2 separate regions of the Homo sapiens genome follow, and region 1 is linked to region 2. A link is a loop called in an ENCODE intact Hi-C map of the cell type or tissue named here. Cell type or tissue: Calu3. All regions are shown on one strand. Each heading gives the region's core, and the rest is flanking DNA. Links, peaks and the distances in the headings are about the cores only.

Region 1 (16,787 bases), core at 3,614-11,613, 540 kb after region 2:
AAAAGTGCATAGCACTTTCCCCTTCACTTTCTTCCTCCTGTTCTAGCAATGTAGGATTCACCTGCCTCTCCTTTGCCTTCCGCCGTGATTGTAAGTTTCCTGAGGCCTCCACAGCCATGCTTCCTGAACAGCCTGCAAAACTATAAGCCAATTAAACTTCTTTTCTTTAAAAATTACCTAGTCTCAGGTAGGTTTTTTTTATAGCAATGCAAGAATAGACTAATACATAGGCAGAACACTTATCTCTACTTGTAATTTTTAATTATTTATTGTGAGTATTAGAATAATATCTATTTTCCCCAGAAGAGCGTTAACACCACAAGGGCAAAGACTGTGTTTGATTTTGCTCACTTGCCTGTCCCAGCAGCACAGCACCTAGCACAGCACCTAACATGTAGTAGGTAGTCTATAAATATTTGTTGAGTAATTGAGTAACATAGCTGTAAATGTGTGCTGTACAGCTCAGTGGAATAAACAGTGGAATAGACATGAGCTAAGACAATCCATTAGGGCTAAATTTCTGCCTCAAGAAAAGCAATATGCCTTTAGAACTTTTGGGTCCCCAAACCTGAAATACTTATTGGGGCATCCCATCATAAACCAAAAACCATTGCTTTTAATCATGAGTACTGAGTGGTTTTAATCATTCTAGGAAATATTTCCTGAAATGTGCTGAGCATATTATTGATTTGAATTTCTCAAGGGGAAAAATATTTTTTTCTTGGTATTGACATAAATTTAGAAACCCAATTTTTAAATGATTAACAATGATGAGTGAAGCAAGGATGATATTTCTATACCTACAATTTTTCTAAATAAGTCAATGGCTCTCTATTCCCTCAGTCTCAGTCGTGACCATCTCTGCATAAGCAAAACAGCCTGATGACTTTAACTTCCACAGATTCTCTCAACACAACATCCATCAAGCATATGACTTAATTCAATTAGTATCTACTTTCAGCCAACCTGTATTTTTTCTTTGATTTGTGCAGATCTTCAGTCAAAATGTAACTAAGGTTATTTTGCTATAATAAAGCTTAGTTATCAAAAGATTAGGCTAGGATCAAGACTTGCTGAGAAGAGAGGAAAGTTATTGCATGCTGTTTAAAAATTTTCAGGCCATTGATTTTATTTGAAGATACCATTTATCCTAATAACATGTAGAAATGAATAACTTTAATGCACCTCAAGAAGCATACACAGTGGTGTTAAAATCAGTCTTGGTGAATCAGATTATTTTTTGAGTTTACAAACTGTGTTTGCTATTTTGAATAATGTTACAGTAAACTTTTATAAGTGATATGCCTGGAGGGTGGAGTTAGGAGGGACTTTCTGGCTGGTTGTGGTGGCTCATGCCTGTAATCTCAGCACTCTGGAAGGCTGAGGCAGGCAGATCGCTTGAGGTCAGAAGTTCAAGACCAGCCTGGGCAAAACCCCATCTCTACAAAAAAAAAAAAAAAAAGAAGGACTCTCAATATCTATGTATCTGAGATTTTTGTAATTTTGTTTAATTTGAATTTTAATAATAAACATGCAATACTTTTGAATTTAGCAAAAAGTAATAAAAAGTTTTTAAAAGAACCCATTTGGTGAATTATTTCTCAAAACTCAAAGTTTAGCTTCTGCTTTCACTTACAATTTTGTAAATCACGAGTTTGACTCTCCTAATGAACAATGAGAACAGTCCAGTTAAGCGAGAAACTTTGGTATTAAAACTAATCAGAGCAACACAAGATATTTTTTAAAAAAGTAAGTAAACTTAAATCCAGAAAATGATTAGTCATTCCCAAGAAAGAAGATATTCTCAGCTACTTTCATCTCTGATGGAACAGTGAAAGAAGTTTGCCATAGAAGGGAGTGACATAAAACCAGCCAAAATCAAAAAACTGTAGCAGTTGCCTGTGAGCTTGCAAGATGGATTAAAATCCCAAGGAGTTCCAGACTCAGAGAAGGTCTCCACCTATCCACTAACTCTTTCCCAAGGGGTTCACCTAGTGTTGGGGAATAGAATGCTGAAGGCTGCAGTCACGGCAGGAGAATGAAGACAAATCCTGAGGATCTCCAGGCCTTCTTTGAAAGAAATGTAGCATCTGCTGAAGGCTGAGAATAGGGCAGGAGAGTAAAATCTCTTCCAGGCTCTCAAGGGCCCCATCGAATGCATTATCTCAGATCTCCAAAGATAGGCCAGAAATTTCCTGGGATAAAAAGCCAATAATTGCGCTAGAAAGCAAAGAGGTTTTCCCAGAAATTAAAAAAGCTGGTAGTCACAGGCTGTAAAGGTGTCTCCCACATTCAGAAAGCCAGGTGACCTCCTGGCTATAGAGCACAAAGAGATCTTTGGAGTTTTATGAGTGGTCAGATCTCAAGTCCTGCTGGAGGAAAGGTCCTGATTCCAACATCAAATTATTTGAATCCAGTGGTGAACTGAATAACTAAAGCTTTAATGAAGCCCAGACACAACTAATCTATAGATTAGATTGACTCAGCCCCTCATATTGGTGGCATGACAGAAGTAGGATGTGCCTTATTCGGCGGGTAAATATTACTTAGGCTTCACTGTTGGCTTACACACAATGTTGAGTACACAATACAAAAATTTAAGTCATGCCAAGTGGTAAGAAAATTTGACCCATAGTCAAGAGGAAAACTGGTCAACAGAATCAGATGCAGAGACGGTCAAGTATAAAATACATCAGATCAGGACTTTAATAGTGCTGTGATAAACACACCAAAGAGTCTAGTGGAAAAGATTAAAAACAATGTTTTATTTAGTTTTGGCTATTTTTTTCTATTGTGTCATATAAATAGTTAGCAACATAGGACTGGCTACTTTTGCTTAATGTCATCATTCTGTGATTTATTCATGTTGCTGCACACAACTATAATTTGTTTTTTCAGTGATGTATAGAATACCATTGTATGACTATACCATAATTAATTTAACCATTCAATCATCAGCATACATTTGGGCTTCTAAATTTTTACTCTTACAAAGACTGTCATGATGCACATCCTTGTGTAAGTCTCCAATGCATACTCAAGTGTTTCTCTATACACTATACCTATGAGTGGAATTTTAGCAGATGGTACATTTTTTTCCCCACAGTAGTTGTACAAACGGGGCATGAGTTCCTATGCCTTTATATCCTCACCAACACCAGATGTCAAACTTTTTTATTTTTGTCAATTGATGGATATAAGTTGGGATCTCATAGTGGTTTTAAGCTTCAGTTCTCTAATTTCTCATGACATTGAGAATCTTTTCATATACTCATGGTCTATTTGTGTTTTCTCTTCTGAGAGAAACTTAACTTTTTTCTTATGAATTCATAGTAATTATTCATATATTCTGCAAACAAATCATCTGTCAGTTATATATGTTGCAAATCTGTTCTATTCCTTCATATATTACTGAATCCACAATACATTGCTATTATTTTACTTTAAATATTTGTTTTTTAAATGTTAAAAATGAGAAAATGTCTTGTATATTCACTGTTTCTGACAGTCCTCATTCCTTTATGTAGATCCAAATTTTAATTTAATACCATTTTCTTTCTGTCTGAAGAACTTCCTTTAACATATCGGACGGTGTATATCTACTGATAATGAATTGCCTGCCGACACTAATTTGTCTGAAAAAAGTCTTTATCTAACCTTCCCTTTTGAAATTTATTTTCACTGGGTAAAAATTCTATGTTGATAGTTGTTTCCTTCACAAATTTAGTGTTATACCTACATTGTTTACTGGCTTGCATAATTCCTGACATGAAATCTGTGGTTATTCTTATTTTGTACCTCTATTGGTAATGATTTCTTTTTCCCAGCACTTTAGAAATGTACCAGGATCTTATCGATTCTGTGGCTTCTCGTGATAAATCTGTGGTCATTTGAATTGTTTTTCCTCTGTATATAAAGTATCATTTAAGAATATTTTTCTATTCCCTCTTCTCCCTTCCTTCTGGGATTATAATTCCATGTAGATTAGACCTATTGATCCTGTCCTACAGGTCAGTAGACCCTATTATTTTTATTCTCTCCCCACCCTGACAGTCCGTCCTATATGGTATTCTGTCTCATGAATTCTAACTTCCTAGGCTTCCTGAAACTCTGAACTCTATCTCCTCAACTCAGTGAAACTTAGACGTTTCGTAAGTCTCCCCTCTCCCCGGTGGCCTGTAAACTGCCTCCAGGAATAAGTTCACTCCTTTGTGAACTCTGTGATTTCTTTTGACCAATGTCTTGACATCACTGTTTTAGATATTTTGTGACATTTTCTAATTGTTTAGGATAAAAAAAGATGTATCTGGTTCTTGTTACTCCACCAGAGCCAGAAGCAAAAGCCTACTATTATCTTCTTACAAGGAGAACTAAAGCATCAAACTTTTGGGGAGTGAGTAGATGCTAAATGCAGAGAATGATTACAGTTTCTAGTCTTCAGCAGTGCTTGGATGGAACCTGGAGCTTGATCTTAATCAGCCAGTCAGTCTGTGCCTCCACTTCACCACCACATTCTATGATCAAATCACCCCAAGGGCTCCTTTACTCCAATACCATGCAGCAACCACCTCTTCTCAGTTACCTAATATGGTGATATTTTTGCAGGTGCCCCAAAACTACCACCAGGACTACAGAACCAAAAAGGTGGCCAAACTTTCCACAGGATATTATTAAAGCTGATCTTGATAGTGGGAGAGCAAGCTGATTGTAATGGAATATATATAATACCTAGACAATGTATAAATCTTGTTCTTATTGGAACTGTAAAAACTAAACGCTGACAAAACTGACTCCCATATTTTTGACTTCCTTGAGACACATTACCTAAATAAGCAGGTAAAATACATTTTTAAAATAGATACTCATGTAGTAAACTTGTGCAAGAGAGGGGTTCTGCAATCTGGCATTGGAGTTTCTTTGACAAGCACACCTGGGAGATGGTGACAATGAGAGTGAAGCCTCAGGGTGGTTTCCCCATAGCCATGAGAATAGCTTCCCATGTTGAATAATGAAGTACTTTCATATCTGTGTGATCTTCATACTTTCTGCAGGGGCTTACCAAAATATCCACCTCTGCTTTCTTCCTACATTTGCACTGTTCCATTCAATGAGTAATTTGGTACCAAAAATAAAAGATACTAACTTATCTATTAAAAATGTTAAACAGGCCGGGCATGGTGTCTCACGCCTATAATCCCAGCACTTTGGGAGGCTGAGGTGGGCGGATCACCTGAGGTCAGGAGTTTGAGACCAGCCTGACCAACATGGTAAAACCCCATCTCTACTAAAAATACAAAATTAGTCAGGTGTGGTGGCGCATGCCTGTAATCCCAGCTACTTCAAAGGCTGAGGCAGGAGAATCACTTGAACCTGTAAGGCGGGGGTTGCAGTAAGCCGAGATGGCACCATTGCACTCCAGCCTGGGCAATGAAGCGAGACTCTGTCTCAAATAAATAAATAAATAAAGTTAAACAAATTAGTAGCAGAGGTTAGCAACTTTTACATAGTAGTTGGTTATTGATAGAGGAATATTTGATCTACGTATTTTGACTTTCAGCTTGAGTTTTTTCTTTTAACTCAATAAAAGAATTTCATGACAGTAAAATACTTGAGATGTCAGTTTTAGGGCTAGGTTTTCTCTTCAGTATTTTAAATACATATAAAATTATTAGTTATGTGTTAATGTTTTAGACTTTCTAAAATACAATTTTTTTTTTTTTTTGAGGCGGAGTCTCACCCTGTTGCCCAGACTGGAGTACAATGGTGCTATCTTGGCTCATTGCAACCTCTGCCTCCCAGGTTCAAACAATTCTCCTGCCTCAGCCTTCCAAGTAGCTGGGATTACAGGCGCCTGCCACCACACCCAGCTAATTTTTGTGTTTTCAGTAGAGATGGGGTTTCACCATGTTGGCCAGGCTGTTCTCGAACTCCTGACCTCGTGATCTGCCTGCCTTGGCCTCCCAAAGTGCTGGCATTACTGGCGTGAGCCACCGTGCCTGGCCCAATACAAATGATTTTTATTGAATACAGCTTCTTTGCTTTTCTTATTTGATTTTTCCAGGGTTAATTTGGTTATCATGAATGTTTAATCTTCCAAATTCATTCGCATAATGATAATCTTGCTTTCTAAGGATATTAGATGAGAATAAGCTTTTGAGCCAAATAATAGTTCATTCTTAGAAATAGGAAGTAAAACATTGCCAAGATTAAAACAAGCCCAAACACTGAGGTTCAAGGTCAGTTTGAAACAGAAACCACAAATTTTGATTGGATCTAACCTTGGCAGCATAAGACTCACATGAATTGTTTTTAGTATTGTATAGCAGAGATATGCATACACAGTCTAACAAAAGGAGACACAGAGACCAGTTCAAAGTAGCAGAACATTCAGAAAAGAATTAAAAACTCAGGTCTGTTTTAGTGAACATGGGTCTGGAGCCCCTGAGTCTATGTCCTGTCACTAACACACCTGGAGTAAGTTAACAGAAGGACAAATGCTGTTAGAGAAGTCAACTAAATGTTCTGAGGTGAATGAACGGCACACACACAGATGTGTGACAAGTACACATTCTTCCTGACAGATAGTCTAAGACTAAAAAATGAAAGCTCAAAAGATAGAATTTAAACATGAAAACAAGTCAATTTTGAAATTCTCATTTTCTTACTTTACATGATGTAACTAGGCCAAAATCCCCTTCTCTGGGTATCAGAAGTCTAGGAAAGGCAAAAAGATATTTATAACATTCTTATAAGTCACTAAAAAGGCAGTGTAAATATATGCTAAAACATTTTATTTTTAAAGTGCTACTATAAAATGTTACTATTCTATAGTTGAAAACTGGTTTCTCATTGTCAGTGGATCTCATGGAATACCACTATTGAGTTTGCTAGCACTTCACTATGTTTCTTTTCTTTTCCTTTTTCTTTTCTTTCTTGTTTTTTGGAGACAGGGTCTCTCTCTGTCACTCACATGGAAGTGCAGTTGTGCAATCACTGCTCGCTACAGCGTCCACCTCATGGGCTCAAGCGATCCTCCCACCTCAGCCTCTTCAGTAGCTGAGACCACAGATGTGAGCCACCACGCCAGGCTAATTTTTGTAGCTTTTGCAGACAGGTTCCTACTATGTTGCCCAGGCTAGTCTCGAACTCCTGGGCTCAAGCAGTCCTCCCACTTCGGCCTCCCAAAATACTGGGATTACAAGTGTGAGGCATCATGCCCAGCCTACTGTGTTTCTAGGAGAGCCTTGCAAATTCAAAAACACAGGCCATAACATTTTTAAAACTCTTTAAAAGACTCTGAAACATAATACGCATGAAAGAAGTATAAAACATAGACAATAAATTATCATAAAACAAAATACTGTGGAACTATAACATGGATGAAGAAATAGAATAATGTCAGCAACCCACAAGCCCTTCCCAAGGTTCATGACATATTGAGTTGTTCATGAAAATAGCTCATAACGGTTTTGAAGAATAAAAAGAACATTGTAAGTCATATCTTCAAAAATTAGTATTCCATATAAGTAGCATGTACCAGACTTATTGGAACAGTCTTGGTAAATTAAAACCTACAATAAGCCAATATTTCTATTTCGTTTGAGTACAACATTTCCAGATACGAGCTAGAGATCATGAATATCGTCAGCATCTGACTCAGCGCAGCTCTAGCCATGCCTTGCTTCATGATGATATTACATTGCTACGCTCTGAGACCCACCCGGGGGCTTTGCTTTGTGATCTGAAAAGCCTGGCTGAGAAAATAGGCAAATATTCCCTTCTGGAAGCAAAATTTGTGAACTCATCTCCTCTCCCAAACATTCATTCAGCCTTATCTCACCTTTCTCAGAGGCTGCCTCTGCCTCCTTACAGGATACATTCTGCCCTGGGTACCAGGCAGACATCATCATGGTCATTATTTAATGCACTATCTGTTTTGTTATTGCCTGTTAGCTTTTTTTTTTTTCTCCAATTATACTTGGAGGGTTGATTCTAGACAGGTTCTATTTCCGCATTCCCAGCAAGCAGCTTTGTGCCTAGAACTCACTGTGCATATATTACACATTTATCAATGAAAGGTTTTAACGTGGATCAGGATGACTCAGGTGACACTGAGTCTGGTCTGCCTGTAGGAAATTGATCCTTGTTCTATCATCACCCAATACTACAATCTTAGGCAAGTGATAAGATAAGCCTGGCTCTCAGTATTTTAATCTGCAAAACAGGGATGACCGGTAAGGTGATCTCTAAGAGGACCGTACAGCTCCCAAATGCTTTAATCCTGCTAGATCCTCAGAATACTTGAGTATGAAATCTTCCAAAATGATGGCACCCAATTTTCACACTAAATGGGAAATCTTGATTGTCTTCACCACTATTCAAAACTGTGATTTTCAGACAAAAACAATTTTAAAACAAATGTATTTACCTTTCTCAAGACCACCAAAACGCTTAGCAGATTGGTTTTTGAACGACAGGACAAATCCTGGCCTGTCCTGGAGATGAAACGCCACCTAGTGGATACATTCCTAGGCAGTGCGTTCCCCACCGGAACAAGAGGGCGCTTTGTTCTCTGTGGCTGATGGCTTCTACTCATTTTCTCCTTCCTCCACCTGACACTCCTATCTCAACCTTGTCATTTCTTTGGCTTTCTAAAAATTATAGGAATACTTATCTTGGTAAGAGAAAATGTGTTTATTTGAACCATGTTTGATTTAATTTTTACCTATTTGCTTTACATTGCCAGCGTAGTTGGCATTTTAAGGAAAAAAGATAAAAGTCCAGCATACTCAGACTGAGTCTTTTTAGTTTCTTATCAATTTGGTTTGAAAACAATCCTTGAGCATTCGGAGACGCCTTGGCTAGACAGACAGAAAAAGGATAGTAGAGTTCACATGTCTCATAAGCAGAAGAGACTATAGCGCCCAAGCTTTTGTCCAGTTCCTCACCAAAGGACCAGTATTTTACAATTTTTCTTGTTTTAAAGAGAAACCATTATAGACAACTAATCTAGCGCTTTGGACAAGTAAATTTACTTCAGTGTGAAGTGGAATCTTTGCCTGGATAATGTTTTCACTGAGCTTAAGGAAATTTAAGCGACGGCTACTTAAAATGAACAGAAGGACAGGATTATACTAGTTATTTTTTTCTCTACCTAGCAGAAAAATATCCATCAGTTCTGCCTGTTGAGTTTCAAAGAAACTTAGAAAAAGGTGGTCTTCGTTAATTGATGAAACATCAAGAGGATTGCTACAAACCTCTAGCCCAGCTCCTGATGCCTCTAAGGTACTTTATCATTTTTGCAGCAGAAACTTACTCATTTAACCAGAGCTAATGATTCCTTCCAGCAGTCCCATGGCAGCCAGCTCTTCATATTGTAATTGCATCACTGAGGCTCTGTATGTCTCCAGCCTTTCCTAAAAAACCTTTTTTTTCTTTTCATTAGTTTTTTTTTTTGCTAAGTACCTCTAGCCAGCTCAGGGCATTTTAATTTATATTTCCTACAACCATCAACCTAGTGTAAAATTTCTTCACTTCTTTACAGACTTTTGTTTCTCTTTCTCTGACATCTCTTACTGTATCTCAAAAAATATGGAAGTTTTCTGAACCTAAAAATAATTCTTTTATTAATCCTAATATATATTCAAATTAAAGTTGTCTCCCCGGCCCCACCTTCCTTTCTTCTTTCTTTCCATAAATAAATAAATAAATAAATAAATAAATAAACTCTTTCAGAAACAGTCCTAAGGTATTAATACAATCTCCCTGAGTTCCAGAAACACATTTCCCAGTGGCAATTCTGTAGAGCCTCATTCCTAATGAAACCACTCAAAGGATTATGCCAAGATTTCTAAGTAATAGTCTTGTCCTTCTGCTCACGAACAAGTTTTATAGACTTGCTCTTCTTGCTTGTACCTTCTAGAAGAGGGCATATAGCTCAATTCAAACAGCCAAAAAGAAAAAAAAACTCAGAGGAAACATGGAGAAATTACAACCCTATAGTTAGCCTTATTTATGCTTCTACCCACTCCCACTGAAGGAATATATACTGTCAGTCAAAAGCTGCTCCTGTTCCTCCAATACATTTCATACTCAGAGTTCCTACAGAGATCATAGGCAAACATGAATTTCAAAGTCAATGTGCCAATAAATAAATGTCTATTCATATGTATTAGTTGTCTTAGGTGTTGAGTAGAAAATGGAAATAAAGATAAGGCACAGTTCTTGGATTCTGAGAGATTACAGTAAAATTTGAATGGCAAGATGAACATATAAACATTCATGGGAAACAGATAAGCAGGCATATCATAAGTCAAATTGAATTTTCCTATAGATATAATGGCAGATGTGTTGCTGACCAGGGACTTGACGCTAAACCTTGTATAGAATTAATCATAAGTACGGTATAAATAGTACACCTGCATTGCATAAATGTTTCTAACAGACATATCAAGAAGTCAAATAAAGAATCATGGTGTAGTTGGTTGAATGATGCCCACCCCTTCAAAAAAATATGCCCATGTGTTAATGCCCAGAACCTGGGAATATGCCCTTATTTGGAAAAAAAGTATCTTTGCAGATCTAATTAAGGATCTTAAGATGAGACCATCCTAGATTACCTAGATGGACCTAAATCCTATGATGTATCCTTATAAGAGACAGAAAAGAAGACAAGACACAGAGAAGGCCATGTGAAAACAGAAGCAGAGATTCAAATTATGCAGCCACAAACCAAGAAGCCCTTGGAGCCACCTGAAGCTGGAAGAACTTCTCTTAGAGCTTTTGGAAGGGGAGCAGCCCTACAAACACCTTGATTTCAGGCCTCTAGTTCATACCCATGAGAGAATACATTCTGTTGTTTAAACTACCAAGTTTGTAGTAATTTGTTATGGCAGCCACAGGATACTAATACACATGGTATCTTAGTCTGTCCCTGCTGCTGTAACAAAATACCACAGACTAAGTAATTAGGTAATTTTGAAAGCAAGAAATGTATTTCTCACAAATCTGGAGGCTGAAAGTCCAAGATCAAGACTCCTGTAGGTTCAGTGTTTGATCAGGGCTTGACTCTGCTTCTAAGATGGCACCTTGTTGCTACATCCACTGGTGGGGATGAACAGTGTCTTCACATGATGGAAAGGCAGAAGGGCCTAACTAGTTCCCTTTAGCCCTTTTATAAGGTTGCTAATACCATTCATGCGGACAGAGCTCTCATGGCCTAATCACCTCCCAAGCACCCTACCTGTTAACCTTCAGGCTTAAGTTCCAACAAATAAATTTTAGAGGGACACATACAGTCACACCGTAGTACATGGTAGCCAATCATATAAAACCCTGTTGATGGTCTTCTTTCATTTACCATGATTCTTGCCTTACCTTTACTGTAACGAATCAGAAATTAGAAGCACAGCCATATGGGATTAATAAAATTCAGTAGAGTTCCTATGGGGATTGTAATAGCATTTTTGAAGAGATCCCTAGGGTTGATGGTAAAATTTAGAGAAACATTCCCATGTTTATCCTTAAGTTCTGGGTAACAAGTAAAGGCATTAAAGAGTAAGCTTTGTGGCCAGGCGTGGTGGCTCACACCTGTAATCCCAGCACTTTGGGAGGCCGAGGCAGGTGGATCACCTGAGGTCGGGAGTTCGAGACCAGCCTGACCAACATGGAGAAACCCCATCTCTACTAAAAATACAAAACTAGCCGGGTGTGGTGGCGCATGCCTGTAATCCCATCTATTTGGGAGGCTGAGGCAGGAGAATCGCTTGAACCCAAGAGGCGGAGGTTGCAGTGAGCCAAGATCATGCTGTTGCACTCCAGCCTGGGCCACAAGAGTGAAACTCTGTTTCAAAAAAAAAAAATGAATAAGCTTTGAGTCATCTGTTGCCTTCAAACCAAGGTCTGTCTGGCTTCTTAAGGAAAATATAATTTTAAAATTGTATTGTTTTTCTTATACGTAACACAATTGAGAAAACAAGACCTCAAATCTTTAAGATATCTAAATCAATTGTTTTGAGCACTTTGATCTGCTACAACGTTACTTCATCATTTTGGAATCCTTAAAGCTATGCTTGGATTTGATGACCACAGCCAAAGTCATACATTGTTAAATTTGATCCTGAATGTGCCTAATTAAAAGCATTTGTATTTTAGTCATAAGACTTATTCTTTATCAAATATCAATTGTTTGAAATCATTCTTTTTCCCTTTAATAGTTGTATTAGGGGAAAATTTGAGATGCAATTCAAAAATAATGAGATTAATTCCCAAACAATGCGAGGTGCAGAGTAGGCATTCGATAAATAAAGATGTGTTCAATGAATTAATGTATTCATCTAAGAGTTAGACTTTTTCTTTTTTTCAGATAGAGTTTCACTCTTGTTGCCCAGGCTGAAGTGCAATGGTGCAATCTCGGCTCACTGCAGCCTCCGCCTCACGAGTTCAAGCAGTTCTCCTGCCTCAGCCTCCTGAGTAGCTGGGATTACAGGCGCCCGCCACCATGCCTGACTTTTTTTTTTTCTCTTTTTTTTTGTATTTTTAGCAGAGATGGGGTTTCACCATGTTGGCCAAGCTGGTCTCAAACTCCTGGTCTCAGGTGATCTGCCCGCCTTGGCCTCCCAAATTTCTGGGATTACAGGCATGAGCCACCACACTTGGCTGAGTTTGACTTTTAGGCAGACCTCTGATTAAGATGTGCATACTTAAAATTTACTTGCTAAAGCTGAAGATCTCTATAGAAAGTCAGAGATGGCTGTAAAATAAAGCCCATCTTACTTCCTTATGCAGAAGAAACAGCTACAAATCCCTGAAGGGGCTGGAAGAGTGAAGCTAACCTGAAATTAAATAAGAGAGAGGGTTAGGGCCAGGGTACACTAGAAGGCACGCTCTATCTTAAGAGAGTAGCCACTACTGAGCTGTAGCTAATGGTTGCCATGCAGAAATTTGAGCCTAATGTTGCCACTTTTCTCATATTTTCAAGAAAAGCCAGAAATATAGACGAGAACATTTGCCATTTTAAAAGTTGGCAATGAGTTCACTGAAAAAGAAAACACTCTGTGTTGGCCAAATAAAACACATCTGCTGGCCAGATAGGCCTAGAGCCTTACAGTCTGGGTCTCTATTTCTTACCATCTTCCACTTCTCTTTACTTCCCTTGGATATCTTTCTATTTCCTCTTTCTTTCTCTCGTTCCTTTCAATTTCTTGAACCACTAATTGATTTGAAACCAGCATCTGGAAAAGAAGTTGTACAGGGCAGGAGGACTGGAGCGCTGGAAGGGTTCTGAATGCCAGAACAATGCTTCCCTGGAACAAGGCAGAAAGCAGCCCTGGGAAGCAAGAAGAAGGGCTGTGGATATCATAAATGCTGAAGTTTTGTCCATCATTTAATGAGTATATCTAATCACTGGAATGTTACTTAACCCCTTTGGTTCTTAGTTTTTCCATCTATAAAATGGGGATAATTGTATCAATATCCATTGTACAGCTATTATAAAACCAAATGAAATAATAGTTTTAAATGAACCTTATCAATATAAAGAGCCATATGATTATTAATCAATACCAACATTATTAATAATGAAATAATTATTTACATGCTGATGCTTGTTATTATTGTTTGTAATTCATAAGAAATGTGCCTAACCAGAAGCCAAATAGTCATAAATTAAACATGCCGTGGTGGATTATACAGACAGTATATTTAGTGTAACTTACGTGATAGAGACTAAAAGTGCTATAAAATTTCATAGGAAAAGAAGATTAATGACAACTAGAATAATAAGGGGAAGAGTGTTAGAGTGAGACAGAGTTGGAAGGCTACAGAAGATATTAATATTATTGAGTTGTTGCAGGTGTCAAAACAAATTTCACTTTGGAATTACATTTTCATGAATATATTCTATGTGGAGCACCAAATATATTTAGTTGTTGATTTCTCAACCTTCATTCATTCACTCATTCATTTATTTATTCATTCAACTGATGTTTACTGACCACTTATAGGTGCCAGGTATTTTGATAGCTGCTATGTATACACTGTCCATGCCCTGAAAGAGCTTACTATCAAGAAATTAAGTTCGGGCGATCCTAGGTTAAACAAAATAAAACATTCTTGGGTAGAATTATTGTATACATATATGTGTGTTCAACTGAAAGACTCTCTGGTCTTTTAGTATCCTTGAGTCTGGAAATATAAAGAAAATGGTATGTTATAGTCCTTATAGATTAGTGATTGTACCCATTGCTTAAACTTAGAGATGCTGCACCTGAAAAGTTGTCTAGAGGTTGAAGAAAAACTATTGAGCATATCATTTAAAAACAGAAACATGAGACTGCTTAGAAATAAATAGGTATACATAAAACCACTGTGACTAACTTAATATAAATCCTTTTAAAATTGTCGAGTCATGTTGTTATTACATACTTTATCAATTGATAGAATGTCTATCATGAAGTTGTCCTTGATTTTTTGGATTATTATCAAAAGTTTCTGTAAGATTGCTGGTAACGTGATACACGTTACCAAAGAATTGAAACCCTCCAAATCACGTCATCTGATTGTAAGCACAATATAAGTTGTGCCCCGATGTTCGTTAATAGCTGCTGTAACTAGTGTGGCCTACAATAGTGTGATTCATGTAGGACCTCTGTCCTCAATTCAAAACTCCTAGAAAACGTATACAGATTATGTAAGTAGGGATAAGATTTCTAACATTTCTGGGCTCTAGTTGTGGAAATTAGTGGAATTGTGGAAATTCCACTAGACTATAGAAAGGGAGTACTATTGTAGTATACAACACTGCTGTTGCCTTATTAGTTATAGCATGATAGGTGCTGAATTGTGATTCACAATTTGAAAACACTGTAATCCAAACAATGCAATTACATACATTGCAATAAGAATGTTGTTTTAAAGTTTATATTTAACTGTTTTGCTCTATTTTTTTCTCACTAAAATAGAACTTTAGGAAATTTGAAAACTATATGAAAAAATATTCATCTCATATAAAGCTGGCATAGGCAGGTCTATATCTTACCAATAACTTAAATGTTTGGAATAAGGGATTTGTGTAGAATGAAAGATTATTTAATAATTCATTCATAATTAATTTCAATAAAATTATTATTTTGCTGTCCCCTAAGTCTATAGTTCATTCATTATTCTATGTAATTACCAACAAACAAGCACCGGTAGGGGCAAAGGAAATCATGCTAAAGTTCAAGGTCTTTTTTTTGTTTTTTGTTTTTTTTTTGAGACAGAGTCTGACTCTGTCATCCAGGCTGGAATGCAGTAGCGCGATCTTGGCTCACTGCAACCTCCACCCCCCTGGGTACAAGCAGTTCTCCTGTCTCAGCCTCCCGAGTAGCTGGGATTACAGGCACCCGCCACCACGCCCGGCTAATTTTTGTATTTTTAGTAGAGATGGGGTTTCACCGTGTTAGCCAGGATGGTCTTGATCTCCTGACCTTGTGATCCGCCTGCCTCGGCCTCCCAAAGTGCTGGGATTACAGGCGTGAGCCACCGCACCCTGTCAGTTCAAGGTAGTTTTATTTTAATAATGACCACACACTTTAAAGTAAACTATACTTTTTTTCTCTAATTTCAACTTCATAGTTTTTTGGGTTTTCTTAAATTAAAAAAAGTCATGTCTGCTTATTTTTGGGGGATTAAATCCAGAAGCATTTAAATGATACTTTTTTAGAGTTGAAAAGTCACATAGATATTTTAAAAAGAGACCATGAGGCGCCCCGTCTGGGAGGTGAGGAGCGCCTCTGCCCGGCCGCCCATCGTCTGGGAAGCGAGGAGCACCTCTGCCCGGCCGCCACCCCGTCTGGGAAGTGAGGTGCGCCTCTGCCTGGCCGCCCTGTCTGGGAAGTGTACCCAACAGCTCCGAAGAGACAGACCATGGAGAACGGGCCATGATGACGATGGCGGTTTTGTCGAAAAGACAAGGGGGAAATGTGGGGAAAAGAAAGAGAGATCAGATTGTTACTGTGTCTGTGTAGAAAGAAGTAGACATAGGAGACACCATTTTGTTCTGTACTAAGAAAAATTCTTTTGCCTTGGGATGCTGTTAATCTATAACCTTACCCCCAACCCTGTGCTCTCTGAAACATGTGCTGTGTCAACTCAGGGTTAAATGGATTAAGGGCGGTGCAAGATGTGCCTCGTTAAACAGATGCTTGAAGGCAGCATGCTCGTTAAGAGTCATCACCACTCCCTAATCTCAAGTACCCAGGGACACAAACACAGCCGAAGGCCGCAGGGACCTCTGCCTAGGAAAACCAGAGACCTTTGTTCACGTGTTTATCTGCTGACTTTCTCTCCACTATTATCCTATGACCCTGCCACATCCCCCTCTCTGAGAAACACCCAAGAATGATCAATAAATACTAAAAAACAACAACAAAAAAAAAACAAAAAAAAGAGACCATGAGGAAAAAGCTTTTAAAAAAGGTGTAAAAATGTAAGCTCAAGTAGACCTGATCCAATGATACTCAAGCAGAAGTGTTTCCCAATGAAGTAACTTTTAAAGTTTTCCAAAAGATGTCTAGTTTTCTGAAAGACAAATTAGATAATTATAACATTTAAGGGAAAATTCAGATGCTTTTTGGATATTAAACTTTATCCAAGCACAGATACTAATTGAACTTAAGGTAACTAAACCGTAGCACTTTTTGAAGAAAATATTTTATTGTATTTTACTTTTATTTTTGTTTTTTGAGATGGAGTCTTGCTGTGTCACCCAGGCTGGAGTGCAGTGGCACGATCTCAGCTCACTGCAA
Region 2 (16,787 bases), core at 4,068-12,067:
TGTCATTTAGTTCTGCTCTGGTCTTTATTATTTCTTTTCTTCTATTAGCTTTGGGTTGAAATTGTTTTTGCTTTTGTAGTTCCTTGAGGTATACCATTAGGTTGTTTATTTGAAATTTTTCTACTTTGTTGACCTAGGTATTTATTGTTATAAACTTTTCTCTTACCACTGCTTTTGCTATATCCCATAGGTTTTGGCATGTTGTGTTTCCATTTTCATTTGTTTCAAGAATTTTTTTTATTTTACTTTTACCTTTTTCATTGACCTAATGGTCATTCGGAGCATGTTATTTAATTTCCATGCATTTGTAGTATTTCTAAAGTAAAAAAATCTTGTCATTGATTTTTAGTTTTATTCCATTGTGCTCTCAGATGATACTTGGCATAAATTTGATTTTTACAGATTTCTTGAGACTTGTTTTGTGGCCTAACATATATTCTATCCTGGAGAATGTTCTGTTTACTAATGAGAAGAAAGTGTATTCTGCAACTGTTGAATCAAATATTTGGTAAATGTCTGTTATGTTCATTTGGTCTATAATACAGATTAAATCCAATGTTTCTTTGTTGATTTTCTGTCTAGACTCTCTGTCTAATGCTGAAAGTGGAATGTTGAAGTCCCCAACTATTACTGTACTGGAGTCTAGCTCTCTTTTTAGCCCTAATAATATTTGCTTTATATATCGGGCTGCTCCCTTCCTAGGTGAATATATATTTACAGTTTTTATATTCTTTTTCTGAATCGATCTCTTTATTATTATATAATGGCCTTCTTTGTTTGTTTCTCTCTAACATAAATATAAAGAAAGTCTGTTTCCTCTAACATAAATATAGCTACTTCTGCATGCTTTTGGTTTCAATTTATATGGAATATTTTTCCATCCCTTCACTTTCAATCTATGTGTGTCTTTACAGGTGAAGGGAGTTTCTTGTAGACAGGAAATAGTTGGATATTAAATTTTTTCAAAATCCATTCAATCAGGATGTATTTTAATTAATGGATTTAAACCATTTATATTCAAGGTTGTTATTAATAGGTGAGGTTTTTTGTAGTGATAACATTTGGATTTTTTCTCATTTGTGTATATGTTCTACCCATGAGTTTTATACTTTCATGTGTTTTCACAATGGTAGATATCTTCCTTTTTGCTTTCAGATGTAGAACTCCCGTGGGCATTTCTTGTAGGGCTGGTCTAGTGGCAATGAATTACCTGTTTTTGCTTTTTAAGGAAAGACTTTATATTTCTCCTTTAGTTTTGAAGGATAGAATTGTTAGGTAAAGTATTCTTGGCTGGAAGTTTTTTCTTTCAGTACTTTGAATATATCTCTCCATTATCTCCTGGTCTGCAAGGTTTCTGCTGAGCAATCCATTGTTAGTCTGATGATAATTCCCATATATGTAACTTGATGCTTTTCTCTTGCTGTTTTGAGAATTCTCTTTGTCTTTGACTTTTGACAGTCTGACCAAAAGGGGTCTTGGAGACCCCTTGTTGGTTGAATCTATGTGTAGATCTTGGAGCTTCCTGTATCTGGATGTATATATCCTTTGCAGGACTTCATAAGTTTTTAGCTATTATTTCATTAAATAGATTGTCTATGACTTTTCCCATATCTTCTCCTTTAGGAACTCCAAAAATGGAAATATTTGACCACTTTAACATGTCTCATATGTCATATAGGCTTTCTTCATTTTTAAAAATTCTTTATTTTTTGTCTGACTAGATTCTTTCAAAAGATTTTTCTTCAAGTTTAGAAATTCCTTCTTCTACTTGATCTAGTCTATTGTGGAAGCTCTTGATTGTATTTTTAATTTTATTCATTAAATTCTTTAGTTCCAAAATTTTGGTTTTGTTCTTTTTTTTATTATTTCTATCTCTTAATTAAATTTCTCATTCAGAACATGAATTGTTCTTTGTTCTTTGTATTGGTTATCTGTGTTATCTTGTATCTCACTGGTTTCAAAATACTAATATCAGTATTTTGAATCTTTTTCAGGCATTGCACAGACTTTCTTTTCTTTGGAATCTTACCGGATAATTATTGTGTTCTTTTGGAAGTGTCATGTTTTCTTGCACTTCCATGTTTCTTGTATTTTTAGGTTGATACCTGTGCATCTGTTGTAACAGTAGCTTCATCCAATTTTATGAATTTGCTTTTGTAGGTAAAGACTTTTTCCTGTAGATATATTACATTAGGTTGCTCTTGCATTGCTACAGAGAATACCTGAGACTGGGTATTTATAAAGAAAAGAGGTTTAGTTGGCTCACAGTTCCGTAGACTTTATAGGAAGCCTGATGCTGGCAACTGCACAGATTTTAGGGAGGCCTCTAGAAGCTTACAGTCATGGTGGAAGTCAAAGGGGAGCAGGCATGTCCTGTGGTGAAAGCAAGGGAGGGGAGGTGCCACACACTTTTAAAGAACCAGATCTCACAAGAATTCACTCACTATTGTGAGGACAGCACCAAGGAGATGGTGCTAAATCTTTCATGAGAAATTTGTCCCTGTGATAAAATTGCCTCTTACCAGGCCCCATCTCCAACACTGAGGATTACATCTCAACATGAGATTTGGGTGGGGACAAATGTACAAACTATATCATATATCTATACTGTTGGTTGGGTAGGGTGCTTTGGCTTTGATTCTGGGTGGGCACAGTAGTGTAGTCTCTGTATTTCTTTGGTTGTAATCAGCATTATTGATATCTGTGTGTTCCTTGTTTGGTTGTAATCAGCATTATTGATATCTGTGAGTTCCTTGGTGGCTTAGGCTGCAGGTCTTAGTGAAGACTGTGGTGAGGCTTTCCTGGGAAGACGGGCACCAGGCTGATCAGTCCTCTGGCACCAGTGATGGCAGTGATGGGCCAGGTGTGCTGGTCCTCAGGCTCCTTGGTGGTGTATGCTGGCACTGGCAGTTGTAAGCCCAGAGGGGGTTGGTCCTGCAGCCACCAGGTAACATGCTAAAGTGCCAGCAGTGCCAGGAGCAGGCCAGGTGTGTGGGTCATGTGTGGCATTAGCAGTGGCAGTAGCATTGACAGTCCAAACCTTGGGCTGCTGAGTGGCTCATGTGGGCACCAGTAGCAGTGGGCTGGGCAGTTCAGTCCTTAGGCCCCAGGAGGCATGTGCAGGCACTGGTGGTAGACTGGACAGGCTAGTCCTTATACCCTTGCACTACAAGTATATGAGTCAGTAGTGGCAGTTGGATTGAGCCTATACCCAGCCCCTAGACAATGTACATGGGCAGTACAGTGGGCAGGTTGGTAGTGGGTGGGGAGGGTTGATCCCCCATCCTCCAGATGGTGCACATGGGTGCTAGCTTTGGTGGTTATAGGAAGGGCAGGCCTGTCTTGAGATCCCTGCATGGTGCTCATCTGTGCCAGTGGCAGTGAGCAGGGCAAGTCTATTCCCAAATCCCTGGACAACATGCACAGACACTAGTGGTGGTGGGTGGGGCAGGTTAACCCCTAGGCTCCTGGATGATCCATTTGGGTGCCAGCAGCAGCAGCATTTGTATTGGGCCTGCCGTCAGCTATTTGAACGATTAAAATTTTCCTTTTTTAGTTCATTTTTGACTTCAGAAGCTCTGAAAAGTTCTGTGTGTTCTGCACAACTCCCATAGCAGCTGTGACAGAGAAACAAAGGAGTATGAGTTTCTATTTCACCAAGTGATCCTCAAGCCACACATCCCTTAAGAAAAATGGTTACATGACCCTGACACCCTAGGTGCTGCTAGTTAGATCAAGAGTAAGTTTCTGACTTAGGAAGAGACAATCTATAGGTTGGCCAATAACTAATAAGGTAGCTTGGTATAAGCACTCTCTCCAGCAAAGTTAATACCAACTACCAGAACCAAAAGATCTTCTCAGAAAGACTGAAAATTAGAAAATAATCAGCAGAGGAAATGAGTAATTGGAAAGGAAAAAAGAAACTGAAATGCACAAAGAAAGAAGAAAAAAAGCAGCTGTGATTAAGTGGAAGTCTAAAAAAAGAAAGAAGAGTTTCTTTTTTTAGAAACTCTCACACCCAAATGGGGAGTGAGAGCAATATTGGCAGAGAGAGCAATGGTAAAGAAAGAGATCAACTGCATTACAAGTACGGTGAAATTGCTATGATAGGTATCAATAGTCATGAGCTTCTGAGAGGACCGCTACCAGAATTTCCTTTCTCTGAGTCTCCAGAGTGGCAGTTGCAAGTACTGCTGTTAGAGATGCTAGAGTGTAGTAATTTTTCACAGGAAGATATATTTTTTATTTTGAGGATTAAATGATATTTTGTTAATGTGTCTTACTCTAATCAAGGTAATTTATTATTCTGATGTTTTCCAATAACAATCAGACTCTTTTTTTTAACTTTTATTTTAGGTTCAGGGCTGCATGTGTAGGATTGTTATATAGGTAAACTGTGTGTTTACCTATATAACACACAGTTATATGTGTATGTTCCTTCAATGCCTAGTTTATTGAGGATTTTTAACATAAAGGGGTGTTGAATTTTATCAAAAGCTTTTGTTGCATCTATTGAGATAATCATACAGCTTTGGTTTTGGTTCTGCTTATATGATGAATCACATTACTGATTTGTGTATGGTGAACCAACCTTGCACCTTATGGAAGAAACCTACTTGATTGTGGTGGATTAACTTTTTGACATGCTGCTGGATTTGATTTGCTAGTATTTTGTTGAAGATTTTTGCATCTATGTTCATCAATGATATTGGCCTGAAGTTTTCTTTTTTTAATTGTGTCTCTGCTAGGTTTTGGTATCAGGATGATTGCTGACCTCATAGAATTAGTCAAGGAGGAGGTCCCCCTCCTTAATTTTTTGGAATAGTTTCAGTAGGAATGGTACCAGCTCTTCTTTACACATCTGGCAAAATTTGTCAGTGAATCTGACTGGTCCTGGCTTTTTTGGGTGGGTAAGGTTTTTTAAATTATTATTGATTCAATTTCAGAACTTGTTATTGGTATGTTCAGGGATTCAATTTCTTCCTGGAGCAGTCTTGGGAGGTTGTGTGTATCCAGGAATTTATCTGTTTCTTCTAAATTTTTTAGTGTTCATAGAGGTGTTCTTAGTAGTCTCTGAGGGTATTTTGTATTTCTGTGGGGTCAGTGGTAATGTCTCCTCTGTCATTTCTGATTATGTTTATTTAGATCTTCTTTTTTTTTTTTCTTTATTAGTCTAACTAGCAGCTTGTCTATCTTATTAATTTTTTCAAAGAACCAACTCCTGGATTTGTTGATCTTTAGTATTTTTTTTTGTGTCTCAATTGTCTTCAGTAGTTCAGCTCTGATTTTGGTTATTTCTTGTCTTTTGCTAGCTTTGGGGTTGGTTTGCTCTTCTTTCTCTAGTTCCTATAGTTGTGATGTTGGGTTCTTAATTTGAGATCTTTCTAACTTTTTGATTTGAACATTTAGTGCTATAAACTTCACTCTTAATGCTACCTTAACTGTGTCCCAGAGATTCTGGTATGTTTTACCTTTGTTCTCATTGGCTTCAAATAATTTATTGTTTTCTGCCAGAAAGATATATTAAACCACTTTTAACTGATCATTTTTCCTCAACCAAGAACTGCAATTACATAGTCTGACAATAAATATATGCTTATAGGTTCAAGTGAATGAAAAAAGAACTATTCACAAAAATTTATCCTCATGCTTAGTGTTGGACAGTTTTAGCATTCTGTATAATATTAAGGACACACTATATTTAATGATTATTTTCTACCTTAAAGTTTTAGAAAGTTACTCAAACTAAACACTTCTGTAGGAATTGTGAACACTCTTGATTCACAAATATCTTTATCTTCCTAAATTCGTCCACTTATGTATGATACTTACTTTAAATGGGAAAGCAGAGAGACATTCCCTAGTTTCTTTAAAAATAATTTTTCGGAAACTATGAAGTTTCTTTTGTGAATAAAAAACGTATTTACGCTTTTTTCCTCCCCAGGACTATTAAACACTGTGTGGTAGTCCTTTATCAGCAGTGTTTATACTGCATGATTTTGTTTATTTAGATGGTTGTAGAGTGTAAAATTACAGGTTTGGTGGTTTGTAACCAGAATTTTCTTCTCCACTTCCACCCTCCTTTTACTTGAATTTTAAAGGTTTATTTATGCTTTGGCGGGGGTGGGGATATGTTTTTGTTTTCCTCTGTAGAGCAGATGAAGATTGTGTAAACTCCCCAAGGAATGCCCCATCGATTGATAATTGGGAAGAATTCCTCTTCACTGTGGAGCTGCATAAGTTTCAAGTCAAGTCATATAAAATCTTGGGTCAGACTGCAGATAGGATTTGTAATATCTACAGCTTTTCCATACCATAATAGTTCATTAGCTTGTTGTTAAAACTTCTCAGAAGGGATCCTATTCTCTTTTTAATTTAGGAAGCAATTTAGGAAGGCTGATTGACTCAAAGCAGGGGAGAATACCAATTTAGTTCATTTATTCTCTGTGTGAGATACATATAAATCTACTTTGAAAGAAGAATCTATAATGGGGTTGTTCACCTTTAGTTCTCTAAATAAATATGTTGCTACTTACACTATATCAAACTCTTGGCTGTTCTCAGCTCATCTTAATTTTGTGCTGTCCACACTCTTAAATCTCATGGACTCTTGGAAGCTACAGTCAATCTTCTTTTCATAAGTCTGCATGGCATTATAATTGTAGAATCCACCCAGCCCATGCACATCTATGTGGTATCAATTATATTAGTTCTTATTTGTATTTTTGTTTTGGAAGGCCAGGAAGTTCTGACTTTTTATTTGTTTTCAAGTAACAGAAAATCAACTTCAACTAATTCAGACAGCCAAAATAGGCAAAGAGATGCATTGGTTAATGAAAATTCAAGATTGAAGAAACAGGAAGGATGCAAATGCATCTAGCCTTAGATCAACAGGACATCTTGGCCTGATTTTTGCAAGATCGCTTTCTCGCTCTCTCTCTCTTTCTCTCTCTCATTCTTCCTCACCTTGACTCACTTTTGCTCTTCTCAGGGGGTTGGTTCATTCTGTTTCACTGAAGACTTACCTTCTTCACGAGGTAAGCTGGAGGTGTGGAATGTGAGCTGACAGCTTCTCAATTTCCCATTGTGTAGTTCTTATGCACTACAGAGGTACTGAGTCTCTTCTTTACCTGAGGGTTGAAATTGCTCAGGAAAGAGCTTTGAATGGCTCAGTCTGAAGAAGGTGTCTATCCCTGAGCTAATAAAAAAAACTAATCAACAGTGCTGCCTTGTAAGAACTTCGTGGCTTTCATAGGAACCACAGGCTGGATTGAGGAGGGGAGAGGAGATTAGGAGAGAGGTTCCAGAGGAAGAGGAGGAGCAAGGGCAGTTGGTATTAACAGAAAGAGGAAACAGTACATGCCCACTAGAGAAACAATACGTGTCCATGTCATACAACTCTCTGAGTACAAAATATTCTTTATCTTTGTTTAAGTAAATGAGCTGATGTATGCTGATTTCTCACTACCCTACATCCACTCCCAAATTTTTTTTTCTCCTTTTAATTTTGTGGGAAAAAAATAGGCTTATTTGTATGTACTTGATAATTCAGACTTTTTTATGTTATAAAATGTTGTCTCATAAAATTCAACTTTTTCCTTCATTTATTTGTTTGTTCATTGGCTATTCCTGGCTCCACAAAAAAGTTTGAAATGATTTAAAGAAAACACATTCAGACCCCTTCCATTATGTTGATGTGCTAAAAGTAAAACAAATCCTTCACATAGCCTGGGCTGAAAATAAACTATGATCTCAAATGCAGACTCAAAGCATCATCCTGAAACCCACCCTGCAGAAGTCTCATAAAACTGCCATTTGAGTCACTTTTTATTTCTTCAGACTTTACTCTAAAGGTTATGTAAGCATGGTGCAGCCCATGGCTCATCTCAATAATGGGTAAAGGAAAACTTCAAAAATCTCCCAGGAATTTCCTTTGGTTATAAATTAATAGAAAGGGTTGAATTGTTGACAGTCAATGGATAAATTTGACAAAGGATTACTCATTAAAAACACAAACAAAAAGAAACCAAAACCACGCTGGTTTTGAGAACTGACCTCACTAGCAATATTTTTTTTCCCTTTTCTTCCCCTTTTTGCCCTTTTTTGGATGGCTCTAAAGCATAAGGTACTGTTGAAAAATTGAACAGAGCAATTATTTTAGCACACCTTTCTTGCTTTACTTTCTCTGGCATTCATCTTTTCAGGAATAGTTGCAGAGTCTGTCCTGATAGGCAGAGAACATTGCCCACTGGAGGGCACTTTGGCATGCCTTATTCATGTAGTCGACCTACACTCATGAGAACCTACTGGGTGCCCGGTAGAGTTCTAGATGCTGAGGTTACAATCTGGAACAATCAGAGCAAGTAACAATCTCCATAACATTCATAATATTCTCTGGCTTTTCTTCTTAATTCTGTTCTTGGACTTTTTTTTTTTTACTTGATCTTATTTGGTTATCACATACAAATTTCCAAATATATAACTTCCAAATAGGTAGCAACGTGTGTCTAATAGAGTCTCATAAATCTGATGGCATGGAAATATGTCTGCATTTCTGGTTGCCACTTCAAATTCAATATTTTCTAAAAAGGAATCATCGCCATGTGCTTTCAGTGTCCTCCTTCATTTGGACACTGTTCTCTACATTTGGTAGTTATGGCTTCTCTATCCCCAGCCTGTCACTCAGACTTAAAATCCCAGGCACCATTCTAATGGCTTCAAACAGGTCTTTTTATCTCCAGTATTTCCTCTCTCTGCTCCAGATTAAATATTTTTGCCAGAGGAAAATTCATGACAAAAAAAATCGCTAAATTAGAGCATATATAGGAAATAATTTTGTAAACTCTGAAGGAATGTCCCATGCTGGCTTTTGTTTGCTTGTTCGTTTAAATGACTATGTTACTATCCAGCTGAGGAATTTTCAAACTCTTGAATCAGATGTTTGAGGCCCTATGAGATCTATTCCTTGTAATTATTTGCTTTCAAATTTTCTATGAATTGGATGACTTTAATTGTTCACTGTATCTTTCACAGCCACAATGAAGACACTTCTTGCTCAGATCATGCTTTTCCTTTGTCCTGGAATTCATATCTCCCAATACACTTCTTCATGCCTCTCTTCTTGCCAGCAACCACTTAACTCTGCCAGAAAGAGAGGCCATGTAGTAGGAGTAATGGAATTCCACAGGGCACAGGATAACTGTGGCTTCATGGGTCAGTTAACATAAACCTTTATTTGAAAATGTCAGTCGTAGGAAGGCTAGAAAGAAGTGTTCTAATTTGGGGAAGGAGGGTGAGGTTTTATGAGACTTTAGTGGTAAGGGGCCAGTCAATGAACACTAGTTTCAGAAATAGAACTAAAGAGATTGTTCTTGCAGTGTGGATAGTTGGACAGTCTGGAGTTTATTGAGAGTGGTGGGGAGGATGTGTTAGGGGCTAAGGTTATTTGCAAGAAGCAGTGGGGAGAAGAAATGCAGAGAAAGAGGACAGGAGGGCTGCAAGGGAAAATTGTCAGGCCTCAAGTCCTTCAGGGTCTCACAGTGCACTCCTATCTCCACTGTGGATTTGCCTTAGGGCACAGAGCTAATAAGATTGCTTCCAAATCTCAGAGACTGACCTCGAAATTTTCAGTAAAGAGAAAAATAAATGAAAGTCTGTGTTGTAAAAATTTTTTGTGGTTGATTTAACTTGCACAGACAAAGAACAACTGAAATCTTGAAATTTCCCAAAGAGTTATTGTTTGTGCTTGTCAGTACACCTGAGTAAAATCAAACTCTTAAGAATTATCTAATCTAACTTTACAGGTGGCTTCAGGTAGAAATAAACATCTAAATGCTTAGGGGCAAGTCAGGTGTAAAATATGCTTTGTGGAAACGCCTAATGAAGTTTGACATGACACGCTTTATTATAACAATGGATGATCTGATGGTAAGGGCCCTCGGGCTTTTGAGGCTCATTGGTGTCAATTTTGGGAACAAGGGTAAAAGATTATATCTTCAAGCTTCACTATTATGCTTTATTTTGAGGATCTCCTTAGAAATGTTTTTAGTTGTTGTGCAACAAAATACAGAAGACCCGTCATATCATTTTTATAGGTAAGATCCAGGATTATCATCAAGCTATAAATTTATCTTATGATATTTAGTCTGTATAAACTCAATTTTTTGAATCAATATAATAAAGCTAGATGTTTATTTCTTGGTTGCTCATATAAACTTTCCATTTGTATATGTAACAGATTTCTCAAATTTGGAATGTTTTATATTGAACTCCTGCTCTATCCACCAACCTGAAGACATTTCCATCTCAGAAAGTGGCACCAACCTCTTCCAGTTGCTCAGGCCATAACCTTGGAATCATTCTTGACTCCACTCTTTCTCTTATTTCTCAGCATTCAAATGATAGGCACATCCTGTTGATTCTCTCTTCAAAACAGATCCAGAGTCCAATCACTTCTCATTCCCTTCACCACCACCTTCCTGGTCCAAGCAATCGTCATCTGTGACCTGGTTGATAGTAATGGTCTTATTTTGGCCTCCCTGTTTCACTCTTACCCTATAGTGTCTACTCTCAGTAGAGCAGTCAGAATGATCCTTTAAAAGTCTCATTTCTTCTGCTTATAACTTTCCATTACCTCCCATCTCTCCCAGAGTACATAAAAGTTCTTCAGAGTCTTCTAAGGTCCTAGAAAATCTACCTGCTTCCCTCAGCATCCCATTCATCTCTCTAACCTCACCTCCTGGTACTCCTTCCCTTGCTGGCCTTCAGCCACATTTGCCTTCCTTGCTCCTCTTCCATTCTGGAGGTGCTGGTGGCAACCTCTGTGGCTCTTTCCTCCAACCTGAGTTTTCTGCTCCTGACCCCATAGGACTCAGCATAAGAACTAGCAGTCTCCAATCTAGCAGTGTACTGCCACCAAGAGAGAACAGTTCCTATCACACTCCTTTAAAGTACCTAGTTCAAATCACATGTTTCCTCTAAGCATGAAGATCAGCTAAATAATGTGTGATGAAGACAAAGGAAAGGAAATATGGGGATGCCAAATAAAACTGCAAAGTAATGAGAATGGAGCCATAGCTGCTGATGAGATTACTTCCAAAAGTACCTCATATTTATGTTTTAATCTCACCTTTCATTAAAGGTAGAAATTTCATGTGAGCCTTGCTGTACCATTTAGAAAAGAGGCAACCATTTGAGATTTCCAGCAGATAGCATATTTTAGCCAAGCTCTTGAAACACAAATATATGAAGAATATGGTTTCTAGGCATCCAACAAAAGCTGCCAGGGCAGGGTTTCCTTCCAGTTTCTGAGAAACTCTGGTTAGCTTTGGCAGCTAGAAGTGTTTTCATCATTGACACCTCTAGCCTATGCAAACAACTGAATAGAATCATGAGTGTTAAGGTCTTAGAATCTGACCAAAGAATAAAAGAAATCAAATAGCTAAAATAAAAAAGTACATGTTCTATGAGGCCCAAATTGAGAAGCGTTGATGAAATTCACCAAAACAAGCATTACTATTTTAAGTGTGTATTCCATTTTTTTTCTTCTTTTGAGACAGGGTCGCACTCTGTCACCCACTTTAGGGCAGTGGCACTCACGCAATCCTCCCACCTCAGTATCCCAAGTAGCTACAACCACAGGCATGTGCCACCATGCCTGGCTGCTTTTTTTTTTTTTGTATTTTTTGTAGAGACAGGATCTCACTATGCTGCCCAGGCTAGTGTCAAACACCTGGGCCCCAGCAATCCTCCCAACTCAGCCTCCCAAAATGCTGGGATTACAGACTTGAACCACCATGCCTAATCCCACATTTTCTTAACTTTTACTTTCAGTTCATGGGTACATGTGCAGGTTTTGTTATATAGGTAAACTCATGTCATGGGGGTTTGTTAATTAAAGAAGAGTGTGCACATGATCCATCTCTAGTTGCTTTTCAACAAAGATTCAGGATAAAGATCAAGTTTCCAGGACTGACTACATATGTGCTTATCCTTTGGGAACATGGGAAAGGAACTCTAATGATGCCAAATATTCATAGAGAGCAGCCAGGAAAGAAAGAGACCAGAAGAAGAATGAACTGGGCAACAAAAGGTACCCCAAAGTGCTTAAAGTTAATAGTTGAACACCTCCCCAAACTAAGCTTGATAATTTTAAGAGGTAACAGAAGTAAAAACTGATTGACATTAAACCTCACTTGTTTTTCAGATACACTGTGATATTTGCTTGACTTTATCAATAAAAGTAAGCGTTATCTCTGTCTCTTATAGTCAATTACTAAATCATTTTAAAATGGTCAAATTTTGTCAATGCCAGAAATTGGCATTCCTTCTCCATAGTTTTCATATTTTCCATACTCTCTGAGTTTCCTGAAATTCATAGCAAGAATTCTTGGTAACTTAGTGTTAATTTTATTTCTTGTTAAACATATGTATTTTTTTATTTGAAATACATTTTTAATCACATAGGAAATTCCCATGTGCAAAAAACATTTATTTTTTAATAAAAGTAATGCATGTATATAATTAAAATATAAAACACTACAAAAGGGTTTAAAATGCAAAGCAACAGTCTCCCACTCTCACCTCCCACTCTGACTCCTCCTTTACCTTCCTCGATGCTCAAAGAGAACCACCTTTATTTCTTCCAGGTTCCTTGTATAGCTTTACATTATAATCTTACATGCTAGTTTTTGATTTATTAGTTATAATCTATTATTAGCTTTTCAGTCTGATGTATTATAATTTAGCTCCATTACACATTTATATTGCCAATTTTTGTTTCTCTCTCAGTTGCCTTTATTTTTGTTTTTATTAACTATAAGCCTTATCTCTTAACTCCAATTCACTATTCCTCCCCACTTTTAGTCATTTGTAGTTATATATTTATATTGATAAATTTGATAACATTTCATTTTTCTTCTGTGTCAATAAATACTTGTGTGTGTTCTTGTTTCAGCTGACCCCTGTTGAGGCCTTACTATGTGTGTCAAGCACTATGCTACATACTTTGTATAAAGTAGCTCATTTAAGCCTCGCAAGACTATAACATAGATAACTATTGTTATTCTCATGTTACAGAAAGGAAATTGAGTAACATAGAAATTAAGTAAATTTCTGGATGCACACAGCCAGTATGATTTTTAGAGCCTGTATTTCTAATAATTGTATAATATGAACTCTTTACGTTGTCTATTAAATTTGAAAGTCATTAACCACTATTTACATTTTAATGGCAATAAGTCGCACTGTAGCGCCAAGTAGTGTATTATCATTACACTTAGTTTCTTACGTGGTTTGTTTTGTTAAAAGTTCCTAAATGCTTTTCCTTCTTTCTTACATTGACTGCCTTTCTGTCTCCTAAATTATTTTAATACAAAAATAGTATTAAATCTCCTTTTTTCCCCCTTGATATCTTTCTTCCAAAGCCTTTCATTATTCTCCTCCAAGTTGTTCTAATTTCTCTTCATTGTGCTTGCTGCCCAGGCCTCTCCTGGACTGGATCATGTTTCGAGAGCTCATGTTTTCCTCTCTCTTGGTTTACGATCTCATCATGCTACAACATACTCTCCAATAATATTCTAAGAAATGGCAGCAGAAAGTATCTTCCAGGGGCCTTAAGGTTGAAAAAATGTGTCCTTCTTTGGACAGATAGTTTGACTACTTATGCTATTCTAAGTTAAAAGTAATTCCACTTTTAGCTTTGAAGATATTGCTCCATTACTTTTTAGCCTTCAAAATTGGTGAATGGATGACCGATGCCAAATTTACACTTATTATGTTGTTGATGTGCTATTTCTTCCCCTGGAAACTATTAGGATAACTTTCTCCTTGGGATTCTGAAATTTTTAACACTATGACTGTGACGATAAGAGTGGGCTCTAATGGTCAATGCACTGAGGACCACTGGGCTTTTTTAGTCAAAGGACATTTATCTCCCACTCTGAGAAATCTCTTATTTTTATTTCCTTCCCTCTGTTTTCTCTCTTCTCTTTCTAAAATTCCTAAATATAGGATGCTGACCTTTTAAATAAATACAGATGTTAGTATGTGTCTTAACTTTTCTCTCATATTTTCTTCTTTTGATGTTTATCTTTCTTCTAGTTTATTCAACAATCTCTTCTAATGATTCCATTTTTCTTTCATTTCAGAAAACATTATTTAAGTATCTAGAGATATTTTTGTTCTCTAATTGTTCTTCTCTTGTTTGCAGCAGTCTGCTTTTGTTTTGGATGTAAAATCTCTCATTTCTCTAATATTAATTACAAGGATTTTTTTCCCTAAATTCTGAATTAACTATGTTTTCTCCAGAATCACTTCTTTCTTCTTGTTAATTTTGATCTTTCTCTTTATTTGTTGCAGAATTTTTTCATTTGGTGAGCATTGTTTGCTTGTTTGTTTGTTTCTATTGAAGCTGGAGGCCATAAAATTTTGAGTCCATCTATGGGCTCTATGAGAGTGGGTGGGGTTTACCAATTGGCAAGATACATTAAGGGTGAGTGGTTTTGGAGCCACCTTTCACACTAGGGGTCTTCAAAATGACACTACACAGAGGGCATTTGCTCCAGTGCCCTTCCTGGTTGTCTGGTTCTCCTTAGAGTGTTCGCTTAATACCATGAGTAGAGACCTTTCTTCTTTGTTTATTTGCTGTAGAAGTACATCCCTGGCTTCCCAGAGTGCTGCATACAGGGGAGGAGAGGGCCATGTCAGGGTAGCCTGTTCAGTATTTGATACTTTTATTAACCTCCTATTCTGTGTCTCCTGTTTCACTCCCATTTCCTGCTCTCCCTGTAATCCTAAGAGCCACACCCCTCTGGTGCTGTGCAGGACCAATGGGCATGCTTCTTGCCTACAACCCTCTCCCCTTGCATCTCAGGCTTCATCTTCTTCTCTTCCACCTTAACAAACATCAATCATCCTTGCACTTCCAGAAAAATGCTGACATCTCTACTGGGATGATGGCTCCCTTACTGCTCTCCCCATCGTCACAAGCTTACACCTTTACTATTGCTGTTCTGAGACTACAGTCTTCACTAGCAGAATGTGCTGGGTGCTGTGAGTTGGCTACTGTACATTGTATGTCAACTTTTTTCCTCAAAATGTACCCCTCTTCACTTGCTGGAACTGAAGATATTCCTTTACAGTTCTCATTGTTCTTCTACCTCCATTTAAATACATCAGAAGTTCCAGGGGGAGGCTTAGATATGAGCTATTTTTTTTTGTTCTGTGGAAGATTATAATATGCAACTGGGGCTGAGAACCACCAGTCCTGCTGTAGACACAGACGAGGCAAGTGGCAGACCATCTCAGGGCTGATATTTGTCTCTTCGTATGATCTAAATCAAATTTCCTGACTTTATAGACATTTGTGAAAGACTTGCTTAATTATATATGAATAGTCTCACCAAAGTTTACAGCGTTCCCTATCAAGCTACTTAAGTGTTATTATCAAGTTCTGTTAGTGGTCAAATACAAGTAAGTGTGTTTAACAGTCGTAGGATGAGGACATTGCTGAGTTCCGCAAGTCCATGGTATGACAAAAAGTCTCCTGTGGTGCACATTCACAGGAAACTCAGGTCTCTGTGAACACGCATGGATGAAGCAAGGTTATATTACTTTTAAACTTCATGTAAGGAAAAGTATGTATTTCTTACTTTAGGCATATATCTGACAATGCCCAGTCTACTTTGCCAATGAGTTACTAATATGATTAAATTCCCGTAAGATGCTATTGTAAACATACATTTTTAAGTGTATACGTTTACAAAACCTCTACTTGAAGCACGGTTGGGTTCCCTTGGCTAGAAAGTTCTGAGTTCTCTGTCCATACCCCACTTTTAAGTCAAACGTGCTATTCTCTGGAAAATAAATTTTCCCACTATGAAAAAATCCTGGAATTCTAGTGTGCATCACCTGGTGGATTTACTGGGAATGCAAACTCCTGGGCCTCAATTCCAAAAACTCAGAAGATCTGGGCTGGGACCCAGAAATCTGCATTGTACTAAGTTGTCCATATTACTCAGATGCAGAGGGTACTTGGACCTACCTTTGAAAATGCCACTCTAAGGCATTAAGGAGAAAGAGGCAGATTAATTAATAAGCTTGTGCCTTCTGACAAATAAGAGGAAACAGAGCAGAGAAAATCCTTATGTAAAGGTCTCTAAAGTACCTGAGTCCCACTAGGTTTAAGTAGGTGCTAATTCCTCACATTATACATATACATTATACATCTGAAAGGATATTGATGTTATTATTAGGTTAATTTCATTTTTTAAAGAAAAACTTAATTATTTAGGTAAATAACTTGCACCTATCAAACTACCAAACTTTGAAATGACAATGTTTGAGTTTGATATGTGAAATACTAATTCCACAGAATAATGTATCTTCTGCATACTGATCAATTTGTCTCTCCTAAACACAAAAGGTATGTAGCCTCAATCTGACCTTTGAAAATAAATGGCAGTTTTCATACTTGCCTTTTTCCAAGAATATCTCTTATATTCTGCACCCCTATGTTCTAGTGCATTGTGTCAGGGCAAACTGCAGACTCAAAAGTGAGCAGATAAGCATGTTGAAACTAGAAATCTTTTTTTTTTTTCTGTCAACTATTTTCCTGAAAGGAAAGATCACCAAAGCAAGCTATTTGGTTGAATGTAAATATTTAAATAAAGGCAAGATTACATTTAAGCTATTTTATTCATTTTTCTTAAAACCTGCTATTTTTCACTGTGTTATAAATGTAGGCAGGCAGAAACCTGCAAACATGAACTCTGAGGCAAGAGAATGTG

What was found. Hi-C counts contacts between places; a loop is a spot of excess contacts. Peaks named below come from ENCODE experiments on the same cell type or tissue, not always from the same donor. Only the 100,000 strongest peaks of a DNase experiment are listed, where the experiment ranks them.
Region 1: a loop joins it to region 2, with 6 times the contacts of the local background. A loop is called at or near these places in 6 of 110 quality-filtered maps.

What each region holds. Positions count from the first base shown.
Region 1 is chr5:83,422,074-83,438,860 of GRCh38, forward strand. It overlaps the pseudogene FTH1P9. Among named protein-coding and RNA genes, the nearest start is that of VCAN, 41 kb to the right of the region's middle. RefSeq lists an enhancer at 4,874-5,033 and a silencer at 8,568-8,617. In Calu3, for the core only: a CTCF peak has its summit at 8,506 (motif pointing left); a DNase peak (open chromatin) is centred at 8,528.
Region 2 is chr5:82,877,946-82,894,732 of GRCh38, forward strand. No RefSeq gene overlaps it. Among named protein-coding and RNA genes, the nearest start is that of LINC01338, 27 kb to the left of the region's middle. In Calu3, for the core only: no CTCF peak of the experiment used is centred there; a DNase peak (open chromatin) is centred at 8,276.